Linked DNA regions of Homo sapiens: region 1 is linked to region 2. The links are chromatin contacts, found by Hi-C or POLR2A ChIA-PET in ENCODE. All regions are on one chromosome and are shown on one strand. Each heading gives the region's core, a stretch centred on a gene start or an enhancer-like site at or near the end of the contact. The rest is flanking DNA. Distances are from core to core; before and after follow the strand shown.

The links. Hi-C counts contacts between places; a loop is a spot of excess contacts on that map. ChIA-PET counts read pairs that join two places held with the same protein, here RNA polymerase II (POLR2A). Pooled maps may share reads with other maps.
Region 1: a pooled map of posterior vena cava shows a loop between it and region 2 (6-fold over the local background). The contact joins the enhancer-like site here to the promoter of LRRC59-AS1 in region 2. A Hi-C loop is called at or near these places in 1 of 50 pooled maps. POLR2A ChIA-PET finds 5 or more read pairs at or near these places in 2 of 52 experiments (Caco-2 and activated naive CD8-positive, alpha-beta T cell).

Annotation. Positions count from the first base shown.
Region 1 is chr17:50,915,876-50,922,536 of GRCh38, reverse strand. No RefSeq gene overlaps it. Among named protein-coding and RNA genes, the nearest start is that of TOB1-AS1, 53 kb to the right of the region's middle. RefSeq lists enhancers at 4,455-4,624, 3,882-4,801, 6,196-6,325 and a silencer at 5,248-5,307. Within about 2 kb of position 3,481, at least 26 of the 41 ENCODE cell types and tissues checked have a DNase peak (open chromatin) inside an H3K27ac peak, as active enhancers do.
Region 2 is chr17:50,390,687-50,397,200 of GRCh38, reverse strand. It overlaps LRRC59-AS1 (LRRC59 antisense RNA 1), which reads right to left and starts at 2,277. Exons shown (of 2, transcript NR_199069.1): 1 at 2,209-2,277. LRRC59 (leucine rich repeat containing 59) reads left to right here. Exons shown (of 7, transcript NM_018509.4): 2 at 2,213-2,272; 3 at 4,304-4,462; 4 at 4,699-4,803.

The DNA.
Region 1 (6,661 bases), core at 2,232-4,731, 520 kb before region 2:
GTGACTAGGTTGTACTCTTCTACAATGGGGACACAGGGGTCACAGTTATTCCATTGTTTGTCTTTTATTAATTCTCCTCCATCCTTGGCTTGTTTGGGGACTTTAAAAAAAAAACCGCTTCCTATTACATAGCACAGACTTCAGGAAATACTTGTTCAATGAAGGGACAGGCAGGGCCTGGTCATGTTGGGACTGGAACCCTGGCTGGCTTTAGGTGTGCCCAGCACAAGCTGAACCCCAACACCATTCACCATCCAACCATTCCTGGCATCCCTGGCATGAGGTTAGTTCTCACCAGCTCTCAGTGGAGGTCACTAGTGTTTGTTGACCTTAGTAAGGGAGATTCACAGCTGGGCATGGTGCCTGTAACCCCAACACTTTGGGAGACCAAGGCAGGAGGATCACTCAAGCCTAAGGGTTGGAGACGAGCCTGGGAAACATAGGAAGACCCTCTCTCTACAAAAAAATTTACAGATTAGCTGGGCCTGGTGGTGGGCACTTGTGGTCCCAGCTGCTTGGGAGGCTGAGGTAGGAGGATCGCTTGAGCCCGGGAGGCTGAGGCTGCAGTGAGCTGTGATGGTGCCACAGCACTCCAGCCCAAGTGACTGAGCGGGACCCTGTCTCAAAAAAAATCAATCAATAAATAAATGAGAAATAAAGGAGATGCAGGTGGAGAGGGAGGGGCCTGGATCCTGGGGCTGTGGCATCAGGCAGAGTCTCAGCTTCAGAGTCAGCGGGCAAAATAGGGCCCCGGGGCTGAAGGGTAGGGTTCCTTCCCCTTGAGCCCTCAGAGAGGTTGTTAAGAAAGAGAGAGGCCAAGCGCAGTGGCTCACACCTGTAATCCCAGCACTTTGGGAGGCTGAGGCAGGCAGATCACCTGAGGTCAGGAATTTGAGACGAGCCTGGCCAACATGGTGAAACCCTGTCTGAACTAAAAATACAAAAACTATCTATCTGAGTGTGGTTGTGCACACCTGCAACCCCAACTACTAGGGAGGCCGAGGCAGGAGAATCACTTGAACCTGGGAGGCAGAGGTTGCAGTGAGCAGAGATTGTGCCACTGGGCTTCAGGCTGGGCAACAGAGCAAGACTCAAAAAAAAGAAAAGAAAAGAAAGAAAGAAAGAGAGAGACAGTTCTTAAGGAATCAGGCTTCAGAGAAAGCAGAAGTGTGGAGGACGGACACAGGAAGGCTGTCGGTTGTAAGAGGAGGCTCTGCAACATCGCCAGCAAAGGCGACCGAATTTCTCTTCCCGGAAACTTCCAAGAAGGGGGCATCTCCGTGGACTGGGTCAGAGACCACCTATCCCTGGGCGAGGGGAGGAAGCAGAGGCTTCAGGAGCTCTTTCAGGGAGCACGGAGGCCAGGGCAGCCTGCAGGACAGAGGAGGGTGTGGCTGGAGGGCCGAGGTGGCTGGAGGACAGGAGAGACTTTGGCCAGGGCATTGGTTTTCCTTACTAGGCTGGGCAGGCTTTCTAAGCCTCTGCAGGCAGCCAGTTTGGGGAGGGGCCTGGGCTTGGAGATTCTCGCTTGGCTCAATCCCCTCTTAGATCCGGGAGCTCGTGGGAGGCTTCGGACAGAGCTGGCCCACTCTGCAAAGGTACTTTAGGATTCTTCCTGGAAAACCAGCAAGAGGAGGAAGCGAACACTGCCAGGCCACAGGCCCAGCTTGGATGGCGAGGAGGCTACAGCGTTAGAATCTGGACTCAGCCACATCTATGCCGAGTGACCGTGGGCAAGCAGAGATTTAACCTCTCTGAGTTTCAGCGTCTTCCTCTGGGAAATGAGGATTTTTTTAAAAAACCACACAAAAAATTTTCTTCTGTCCCCTTCTCCCACTCAAGGTTGCTGTGAGGATTATAATGCAAGAGCAAATAAGCAGAAGGGGGCTGGGTGCAGTGGCTCACGCCTGTAATCCCAGCACTTTGGGAGGCTGAGGCAGGCGGATCATTTGAGGTCAGGAGTTAGAGACCAGCCTGGCCAACATGGTGAAACCCTGTCTCTACTAAAAATACAAAAATTAGCCAGGCATGGTGGCACACACCTGTAGTCCCAGCTACTCGGGAGGCTGAGGCAGGAGAATTGCTTGAACCCGGGAGGCAGAGGTTGCAGTGAGCTGAGATCGCGCTTCTGCACTCCAGCCTGGGGAACAGAGTGAGACTCTGTCGGAAAAAAAAAGAAAGAAAGAAAGAAAGAAAATAGGCAGAAGGGCCTGCCTGGCATAGCTAGGTGCTCAATAAATGTTATTCTTCCCTGAAGGTGTCCTCGGAATTGGTGGCATACGCGAATTGCCTTGGGGGTTTGTTTAAACTGCTGACTCCTCTCCACCCCGGCCCAGCAGGTCTGCCTTTTTCACAACACCCAGGCCCAGGTGATTCTTAGGCAGCAGGACCCCAAAATAGCACCAAAGACGCCAAAAGGCTGTTGCCAGATGGGGGTCCTAAGCAGGTGTGTGGGTAACCCCCTGCCCACCGACTCTCACGCCTTAGGCCACCAGCCTGCAGCCCCTCCCTCCCACAAGCACCGTGGGCCCTGTTGTGAGCTGCCAGTTGCAGTGTGGGTTTTTGTCTGCCTTCCCCACCCCATGCCAACCCGCCCAGCAGGCCCCACTGCCTTGGCAACGCATTGCAAAGTCCACACAAAGGGAAACTGCGCTGGGGAGGCTGGTCCTGCCCGACGCCCGGGGAAGGGTTTCCATGGCAATGCTGACATCACCAGGCTCTGGCGGCTGCAGTCAGGCCCTGCATGAAGGCGCCTGGCTGTTCACACCACAACGACCTTGGAGGAGGGCGACCCAGGGCTCTGCACCGATGCCGGGGGGCGGAGAGGGCCTGCCCCTGGGTTCGAAACCCAGCCCTACCCCTGACTGGCCAGGTGACTTTGAGCAAGACACAGGGTCTGTCTGAGTCTAAGTCTCTTCACCTATAAAAGAGAACTAATGATCTTTACCTTGCAGTGAGGAGGAAATGAAATCATGGCTACTGTGCAGGGATGGGTAAACTGTAAAGGCTGGGGAGCACCCTGAGCCCCGTGACTGCTGGGCCCCTGGGTGTGGGATCCAGAAGGAGAGGCTGGGATTCGGGGAGGAGAAGGCACAGTTATCCAACAACCTCCCCTGCGCCTCCTCTCACTGGGGAGGAGGAGAGGTATTTGGGGAGATGTGTTATTTGGGGAAGAGAGTCATGGGATGGGGAGACATTGGGGCTGGATGGTGGCTTGGATTTTCCGGTCTCACACCCTCAGCTCAAGGATGAGGATTCAGAGGCCCAGGAAGCAGCTGTGACACAGGCCCAAGCTCATATCCCTGCATTAGGATGGAGCCAGGGTGCAGGGGGTATGGGCAAGGGTCCCCTGTGCCCCAAGGGTGGGCCCTCTGGGTGGAGCCATCTCTGTTCTCAGTGGCAGTAACACTGACTCCTCTGCAGGAAATAAACAGTCAGAAGCACAAGGCGGGAGAGGGTGGGACCTTCTGAGATCAGTGAAGCTGTAGGTTGGAGTCCACCCACGGTGTGCTGGGCAGGAGGAGAGCCGGGCAGCGGGGAGCTTGGAAAGGCCTCGAAGGCTTCCTCTCTGCTGCTGTCCCTAGGAGGCTCTCTGAAGGCTCTGCCTTTTCCCAGCTTTGGCTAGGGGCCCCCACCCCACCCCACCCCACATGGTGAGGGTCTCCCTAGGCCTTAGCCACATGGCTTGGGGCAATTCCAGGAGGAGGCCTCAGGTGTCCACAGAGCTTTCTGCCTAGCCAGCTCACCCCCACCACCAGCTTGTCCCCTCCTGTCTGTCCTCTGTCAGGATCTGGGACCTGCCGCAGGCTCTTTATCTCCAAGGGAATTGCTGGGGACTGTCCCCACTCAGTGTCCCAGCCAGGGTCTTACTGTGCCCTGGTGCCCCATTCTGCCAGACTTTGTCCAACTTCCACCCAGACGTCTGTGTCCCACCCTCCCTGGGCCCAAGTGACCCCTCTGGGCTCTTGGCTCCCTTTGCGGGAAGGTGGACCTCCCACCACAACAGCGGTCACTCGTCAGTCCAGAGGGAGGCTTCCATGAGGTTGAGACGGCCATTCTGACCTGAAGTTCCCCTCCCGCGGCAGGAAAGCTGCAGGCCGTCATTCTGCTTCCTCTCCCTGGGGAAGTCGCCCTCCTTCACCTCTGGGGCCAGGGAAGGGGCCCGCTGCCTGGGAGGGGAGGGCAAGTGCTGTCCTCAAAGCTGCAGTCAGGTCACGGGGAAGAGAGGAAGCCATGGGGCTGCCATGTTAGGCAGTGAGGGCTTGCTGGCACTTGCGCGCGCCCGCCTCTGAGTCCCTGGCACCTATGCCCCTCTTGGCCACAGCCTCACTTGTACTTACCCTGCTGAGGCCTCCGGCTCAGCTGGACTGTGACGTGCCATTGTTTGGCTTCGAACCGGTTCTGTAAGGGTGGCCCCAGTCCAGTGTCCTGGGGTGGCAGAGCCACCCATCGGGGTGCCCTGGAGAAGCCAGGCATCTGGAGCAGGAGGTCTGGAAGGCGGGGGGAGGAGGAATGTCCCTGCTGAGATAGAGGTCCAAGGACCCCCTCCAGAAGCCCACACTTTGTGCCCACACAAGGAGCACAAGGAGCCTCAGTGGCTTCTCGAAGCTGCCTGGCTCCATGAAAGGATGGTGGCTGGCCTTGGGCTCTGCGGGGATCAGCCACGTCCTTTCCCTTTGCCTCCAAGACAGAGGAATTGGGTTAAAGGTTGGAACCACCTGGGAGGACACTTCCCTACTCACCAGGTACTGGGCTTTCCAAGGCTGCATCCTCTGCCCCCTCCCCTCAGGGCTGTAGACCCCGGGTCCTAGGCCTAGCGTCCCTCCCTGAAAGTATTTGGGGACGAGCCCAGCTGGCTCGGCCACCTGCTCTGGCTGAATAATGGGCATGCTGGCCTAGGCCTTCAGACACCCTGGATGGGCGGTGGGGGACCCAATTCGTGACTCTGACTTGAGTGTGCTCAACCCAGCACTGATTTACATAACATGGTTTTGCATGAAAAACAAGCCAGCATGCAGTGTGGGGAGGGCCCCAGCTGTGGCCTGCTGTGGGCAGCTGTCCTTGGCCGGCCTCCCCTGTGGCCCTGGCTCCTGCCTTCCCCTGACCTCTGCAGATTCCTCAATAAAGAATCTCCCACCCCAGCGCAGCATTGAGTGGCCTCGATGGGTGAGCACAGGAGCCAACCACGATGGCGAGGATGCCAGACTCCCTCCTGGGGAAATCCTGGGGTCTTCCATTCCTCTGAGGCTGAAATCACAGCACAGGGGCACAGGAAGCTGTGGCGGGGGGCCAGGGCGGGGCGGGGCGGAGCTGTTGAGCACCTACTGTGCATCAGGTCCTGCTCGAGCCTCTTTCATGCACATTGTGTCACTGCACCTTCACAAGACCTGCTGAGGAAGGTAGAGTCGTTTGGGGGTGCCAAGAAAGAAAGTGAGTCACTCTATGGGGCTTGGAGTGCCCTGGGTCTGTCTAATGGACACCTCACTTGCATTGCACGCCCTCTCTGCCTGGGAAGCATTGCCCACCCTGGGTGCCTGAGGGCTCACACACACTGTCTAGGAGCGGGTGAGCGAGGCTTCTTCCTCCCCGAGGTCTCCAAAAGCTGGAGAGAACTACCTCTGTCCATCTGGGATTGTGGGCTGGGGGTGGAGGTCTGCCAAACCAGGCCCAGAGGAAATAAAGAAAGGGCGGGTCGGAAGCCTCACTCTCGAAGCAGCTGTTAATTTCAAGAAAGGTCCTCCCAAATCCTTAGCCCCTGATCCATCTAACACTCAGCTCAGAAACATTATGTCCTGGGGTTCTTTCGCTGGAAACAGAGTCAGGCCTGGTATAAGCTTGGGAATCGCAGATAAGCTTGCATCTTGAGCTGGTGTCCAGCGGCCTGGTCTCCCTGGGCCTGACCAGCTGTGGAACTGGACAAGGCTCCTAATCTTGCTGACTCTGTTTCCTTGTCTGTAACTCTGTTTCCTTGTCTGTAACTAACACAGGGCAAGTAAAACCTGCTCTGCCTATTTTAGATGGTGGTTGTGGGAGCAGATGAGATCCTGTATGTCCAGCTCTAATCAGGCAGGCACTGAATAAAGGGAAGGGGTGATGTCTAAGGCCAGCAAGGACAGTCAACTCTCTTTGAAGAACCAGAGTTTCTTTCCATCCCCACCCCCAGCCTGCTCTGTCTCTTTGGCTCAGCCATATTGAGCCTAGTCTGAGTTAGGCCAGAAAGGCCAGTGACTCATAGTGACCTCACTCCTCTTTGTCTCAGTTTTTCCTCCTGTAAAATGGGCACAGCTGCTCTTGGTTAAGAAATCTGCCAATGAAAGGCCCTCAAAGGCTGTGTCACTCTGTTATTAACATCACCACTCCTCCTTGCTCTTACTCATCTGGCTAGGAAGACATGTGAAAGGGGAAGATTCTGGAATCTTATTAGAATAAAAATAAGGAAAATAAGTATTGCTTAGCCTGGGCAGCATAGCCAGACCCAGTCTCAAAAAAAAAAAAAAAAAAAAATTAGCCAGGCGTGGCATGTGTCTGTAGTCCTAGTACTTCTGGTACTTGGGAGGCTGAGGCTGAGGCTGGAGGATCACCTGAGCCTGGGAGTTCAAGGTTATAGTGAGCCGTAATCATGCCACTGTACTCCAGCCTGGGCAACAGGGTGAAACCTTGT
Region 2 (6,514 bases), core at 1,028-3,527:
CCGCGAGGCCCAGGCGCCCACCTTCGCCGGGCGCTGGCCCCTACGTGGGCCACTTACTTTCCTCTTCTCTAAAAGCATCAGTTTCCTTTTCTTTAAAAAGAAGCGGGGTGGTGGGACTAAGTCCCCTAGGAGGCCGCGTCCAGCCCAAGGTTCTTCCCGGGATGTACACGTGTCACTTTGGCGCAGTTCCAGAACATAGGGAAGATCTGCTTCTCTGGCCCTAGGCTTTTTACAGGCTAAGAAGCGAATCTGTCACCTTTGCGGGGCTTTCACAGCGCCCACCTCCGTGCCCGACTCTGAGTAGGAGCACACGGAGCAGTTACTGGATGTATTCGAGAATGAATGAGTGACTTGTTCCAGGGGAGTAGGCCTCCTGGTAGACCTGGGTGTGGCCCAGAACCTGGCTCTTCTAGGAAGCTGGCAATTCCAGCTGGCTGCCCGAGCCCTGAGGCAGCCTAACTCGAAGAAAGTAAAGTCTCCCCCCAGCTTGGCTGGTAAACTGTCATCTGAATTCCGCTGAAACTGGCGGGAGTCCCTTTCGCCCCTCTCTCCCCCAACCTTTCCCCTGTAAACTGAAGCTTACAGCTCCAGAGAGATAGCAGGCATCTAGTTTTGTCAGCGTGGAGCTAGTTCCCACATCCCTCCTTTTCCCACTCCGTTCCCCCTCCCACCCGCGCCAACGCCCTACTAGACTCACTTTGGGTGACCCACACTTTGCTTTCTGCCGTTGATAAATTACATTTGCCTTGGGCGCTGGGCCCAGTCTTTCTTCCACCGTGGACGGGTATTACAGTGGTTAGAACCGGGTTCCTAGCTCCTCCCAGCTCCATTGCTTAATAGCCGAGTGCCCTTGGCAAGCTAGTTAGCCTTTATGCCTAGATCTCCTCATCTATACAATGGTGATAATAGTTTCCATCTCATACGCTTATTGGGAGGTTAAATACCATTGTAATGGAAAATGCTTGGAAGGAGCAAATACTGATACTTGTAGCTGTTGTTGTGTTTTTCCCGCTGTAGTATTTAAAACTTTTTTAGGTGGTCAAACTTCACTTTTACGACTTTGTGACAGAAAGTGCAGGTTGCCAGAGGATCCTTAACTGAATATATGCCTCCTTTTCTACCCCAGGAAGATAGATGGCCAGCCTTATTTCACCCTGCCCTAGGACTGCTCTCTGAAACCATATACTCCAGGCATCTGAACAGTCCAGCATTAACCTTAGGGAGAAAGTTTTGCTGAGCTTGTCCAGCCTGGACACCATGGGAAAATAGAGATGGGCTGTGAGGGCCTTTTTTTTTTTTGGATGATGGAGTTTTGCTGTTGTTGCCCAGGAGTGATCTCGGCTCACTGAAACCTCTGCCTCCCGGGTTCAAGCGATTCTCCTGCCTCAGCCTCCCGAGTAGCTGGGATTACAAGCGTGTGCCACCATGCCTGGCTAATTTTCTATTTTTAGTAGAGACAGGGTTTCTCCGTGTTGGTCAGGCTGGTCTCGAACTCCTGACTTCAGGTGATTGCCTGCCTCAGCCTCCCAAAGTGGTGGGATTACAGGCGTGAGCCACCGCACCCGGCAGGGCCTTGTTTTTTCACTCTGTCATTCACTCCGCTACTTACTCGATCAGTCATGATTCAGGCAACATGTATGGATATTGAGTACCTGTTCTGAGGAAGGGCCTGAACTGGGGAATATGGAAATTGCAAAGCTTTATTAGACACTGTCCCTGCCCTGAAACCTAATAAGAGGGACGCTGGGTAATATTTATTTTTAAAGTGCTAGGAATAATGTCTAAGAATCTAAATTTTGCTTGCCTGCCTGCCTGCCTGCCTTCCTTTCTTTTTTTTTTTTTTTGAGATGGGGTCTCACTGTGTTGTGCAGGCCGGCCTCAAACTCCTGAACTCCTGGGCTCAAGCGATCCTCCTGTCTCAGCTTTCTGAGTAGCTGAGACTATGAGACTACAGGTGTGAGTCCCTGTGCCTCGCCTAAGGTTTACCTTCTTGGAGGTTGTACAGCCACATCCCTTCTCTTTGCATTCTTCCTTAGATCATGGTTGACTGGCTTATTTTTCCTCTTATTCCCAGGAACATTACTCTTTACTGCCATTTTAAAAGGCCTTTCCTAATCATGGGAACATTCTCTGGAAAATGCTTCATTAACATATGTCAGTGAATTGTTCCAGATGTTGGTCTGACATGTTTTTCTCATCCTCTTTTACCTAGGCTGCCCTTCCAAAGGCCACCATCCTGGATCTGTCTTGTAATAAACTGACTACTCTACCGGTAAGATTGGCATGCAGCCGTGACTCCTTCTGGTGCCTTGGATGCATCTCCTTCCTGTTTCGGGGGTTGAGAGGGGGGTGGGAGGGTGTCATAAGGTGTAATTTCAGGATAGGCCTACAGGCAGGCTATAGCTAAATCTGAGTGTGTAGGGGAGGCACAGTGGAATGGAGTGGTTGGTCTCAGTGGGAAAGGAATTGAGATGGAGGCCTCATTCTTCAGAACAGTGGTAAAGTCAGTCCACAGAAAACTAAACTCAACAGGGTGCTGAGTAACTTACTGGGCTCATCTTTTTTCTACATTATTTTATTCCTCTGAAAAATAGTTTACCTCCCTACTGCATAGAGGATGCTAGAGACCATTTTGTAAGTTGCTCTGCGTTCCAGGGAGAAAGCTGTGAACAGCTTCCTTGTGCATCTTTTGATGGGGAGCAAGAAAGAAGGTGATTTTATGGGCTACCTTATCATTATTCTCCCAAAGGACTTGAATTAGTTGAGATTTGCTCAATGTGGTCAGCACATTCAATCCATGATCAAATCCTTTTTATTTTTCTTGCACAACGTCTGCTAGTTTTCCTTCCACTCCACCTGTGTAGACAGTGGATTCATTCAGCCCCTCAGCCTCTCTGACATAGTAGTGCTCCTGCACCGTCAGGCCTAAGTGTGCTATTGCCACTTCCACCCATCACTCTAGCCGTGCCACTCCTTGCTGTACTCCAGGGTGACTTCCTATTTGGCCCTGGCTGTGGCTCAGAGGTCGAATTCAGAAGTTGGCAATGTCCTCATTGGATTATTAGTCCACTCACCTCTCAGTATTCTCCTAGGCCTTGCTCATCGTCCACAGTACCTTGTCACAGCTCATCAAAAACTGTTTCTAACATTCAAAAAGCATCGAGATCTCACTTCTTCCAGAAAGTATTTTGTGTTGAATAAAAGAAGAATATGTTGGGAGCTGTGGTTCATGCCTATAATCCCAGTAACTCAGGAGGCTGAGGTGGGAGAATCACTTAGCCCAGGAGTTTGAGAGCAGCCTGGACAACATAGCAAGATCCCGCCTCTAAAAAATTAAAAATAAAAGCAGGTTAGCAATTCCTTGCAGCCGCACTCCTTCTGTACACTTTGCCAGATGGTCATTCAGCCAAGTGCACTTTTCGATCTGAGCTTGTTCTGTTGTCTGTACTGACAACTTCCATTTCACTCTGCATTTCAGATCCACTGGCATTTCCAAGTCCCTAGAGAGCATGAATAGTGCCTCATTAGCTGAGGTTGTACCATCGCTTTCAGATGGGTGCTTAGCAAAGGTTTAATGTCAGGGGGATGTTTTGACCTGTGTTGAGAAAGAGCCAGGACTTGGGTAGGATGGACCCCAGCCCGTTCAGTTAGTTATTCACAGAATGTCTGTTGAGCACCTGTGTTAAGTACTGTGCTAGGTGCTGCAAATAACAAGAATCAGACTGAGTACTCCAGGAGTGCCTGATCTTTTTAAGAAAATGAACGAGCACGCTGTTTTGACAGATCCTATGAATGGTGAGCATAGGGTGCTGTGGAAGGACAGAATGGGTAACCACACCTCTCCAGGAGCAGTGTGGAGGGTAGGCTGGAGCAAGAACTGAGGGTGAAGGAATAGTGTTTTGTGCCTACTTTGTGCTAAGCCCTTTTCCATACATATCTTGGTAATTATCACCAGGTGTGGTAGGTGTTCTCTGCATTTTCATTTGAGGAAGAACGGCTGCTAACAGTAGAGCCAGGATTTTTACATGGGGTACCTCTGACTTGAGGGCTTCCAGACTGTTACACCGAAGTGTGTGAGCCCAAGGCTTAGATGAGGAGTTTCCAATCTTGTGGCTTCCCTGGGCCACATTGGAAGAAGAAGAGTTGTCTTGGGCTACACATGAAATACACTGATGAGCTGAAAAAGGAAAAAAAATCTCGTAATGTTTTAAGAAAGGTTACAAATTTGTATTGGGCCACATTTAAAGCTGTCGTGGCTCGTGTGTTGGACAAGCCTAGCTTAGGTTCTCTCTTTGGATCCTAGTCGGATTTCTGTGGCCTCACACACCTGGTGAAGCTAGACCTGAGTAAGAACAAGCTGCAGCAGCTGCCAGCAGACTTTGGCCGTCTGGTCAACCTCCAGCACCTGGATCTCCTCAACAACAAGCTGGTCACCTTGCCTGTCAGCTTTGCTCAGCTCAAGGTAACAATTCATGAACCAGTGTTTCATGGCCAGGGTGGCAGAGAACTCAGGGACTCTGGAGCACGGCCCTGAGAAAGGCTGACAGAAATACCCCCTTGTTGGTCCTGCCTCAGATGGCGCTCCCTATATGTGGAACACAGAGGGGCATTCTTCCTGCTCATTTTGTTTCACCCTGAGGGACTATGTATGTGAACTCGGGCTTAATGAGCCTCTTTGCCCATCGCCCATCTCTTTAGAACCTGAAGTGGTTGGACCTGAAGGATAACCCCCTGGATCCTGTCCTGGCCAAGGTGGCAGGTGACTGCTTGGATGAGAAGCAGTGTAAGCAGTGTGCAAACAAGGTAAGCACCAAGCTCCCTCCCAGTGGCTCCTTATACACTCCCTGGGATTTCTCCTCCTCCTGTTTTTCCCTCCTAGGGCACCTGGAGCTTTGTGTGGAGTTAAGCATTCAGGTCCGAGTGAAATATGTCCACTATGAGCCTGTCAAACAGAGACCTTTGTTTCTGCATTTACTTTATCTTTTTGTTTTTTATTTGTTTTGAGACAGAGTTGCTCTGTTGCCCAGGTTGGAGTGCAAGTGGCACAATCTCGGCCCACTCCAACCTCCGCCTCCCAGGTTCAAGCGATTCTCCTGCCTCAGCCTCCCGAGTAGCTGAGATTACAGACGCCTGCTACCATGCTCAGCTAATTTTTGTATTTTTTAGTGGAGATGGTGTTTCGCCACGTTGGCCAGGCTGGTCTCCAACTCCCGACCTCAAATGATTCGCCCACCTTGGCCTTCCAAAGTGCTGGGATTATAGGCGTGAGCCACCATGCCTGGCCTGCACTTAGTTCGCAAGTCGCAGAACAAGACTGCCTTCTCTACTGCAGTACTTCCTCTCTTAAGGAGCCGGGACCTTGCGTGATGCAACATGACACTGTGTGGACAGTTGTTTTAATAGTACCGGGGGTTAGGGGCTGTGGCCTTTCTGAGGCACAGTCGTAGGAATGTTGATAATAAAAGCGATGATAAAGGTGTTACAGCTGTAAGCAGGCACGTCCTGGGCAGACCTGGTATTTGATTACAGTTGAGTCATCTGACATAGGAGTGAGGAACTGAAAGCAGCATGCAAGACAACTATTGTCTGTGGTCAGTAGCCTGGAAGGTGCCGTACCCTACCTATTAAGAACAGCATTACACCTATCTCTTAATAACTCCAACTATAGTCACTTTTTCCCTCCAGCTTTGGAACAGATTGCTGCTGCTTCAGCTGAGCACCAGATGACTAACTTGGCTATGTTTAAGGTGCATGTTGAACAAAAAAGACTTAACTTTAAATACTAGAATTCATGGGTGAATGATGAGTCTCTGCTGTCTCAAGTAGAGAGTAAGAGAGTAAGATACTTCTTATCATTAGCTCAGGGCTTCTTATATAATCTTGTCATCTGTATCATCTCTTATTACAACAAATCAAGCACAAAGTTAACCAAGTAGCTAAGACAAGAGTTTTCCCTTAGATGAGAACAGTATAAGTGATCAGTGAAATCCTCTTTTGAAAACTAGGTGCTGTAGGAGTGATGTCTGTTCTGCAAGCTGACAGTAGCTACCATTGATTACTCTTTCCTTGTCCTGGATGCTTTCCATGCACCATCTCACAATCCTCAGAGCCCTGAGGAGTCGGCATTACTTTCATTTCTCTGACACAAGAAACCCTCAGCATATACACACCTTTCATTCATCCATCCATCCATTCATTCAGTAGGTAATATGTGGAACCATAGGAAATTGATGATATTCCAGTTTTTGACATACAAAAATAATTTTGATTGAGTACAAAGGCCTTTTGTATTTGCATATGTCTTTCAGACAAAGCTCCAGGCAGCATAGTGGATGTGGTAACTAAAGCCATGGTCCCTAGCACAGCTGTCCTAGAGCTGCAGCACACCTTTAGGCTTTGTAGGGAAATGGCCTGGGCCAGTCAGAATCAGGTCGTCTGTCTGCAGGAATTAGTTTAGGTCTTACTAGCTCTGACCAGGTAAGACCTAAACCCTGGTGGGTATATGGGTTAGTCT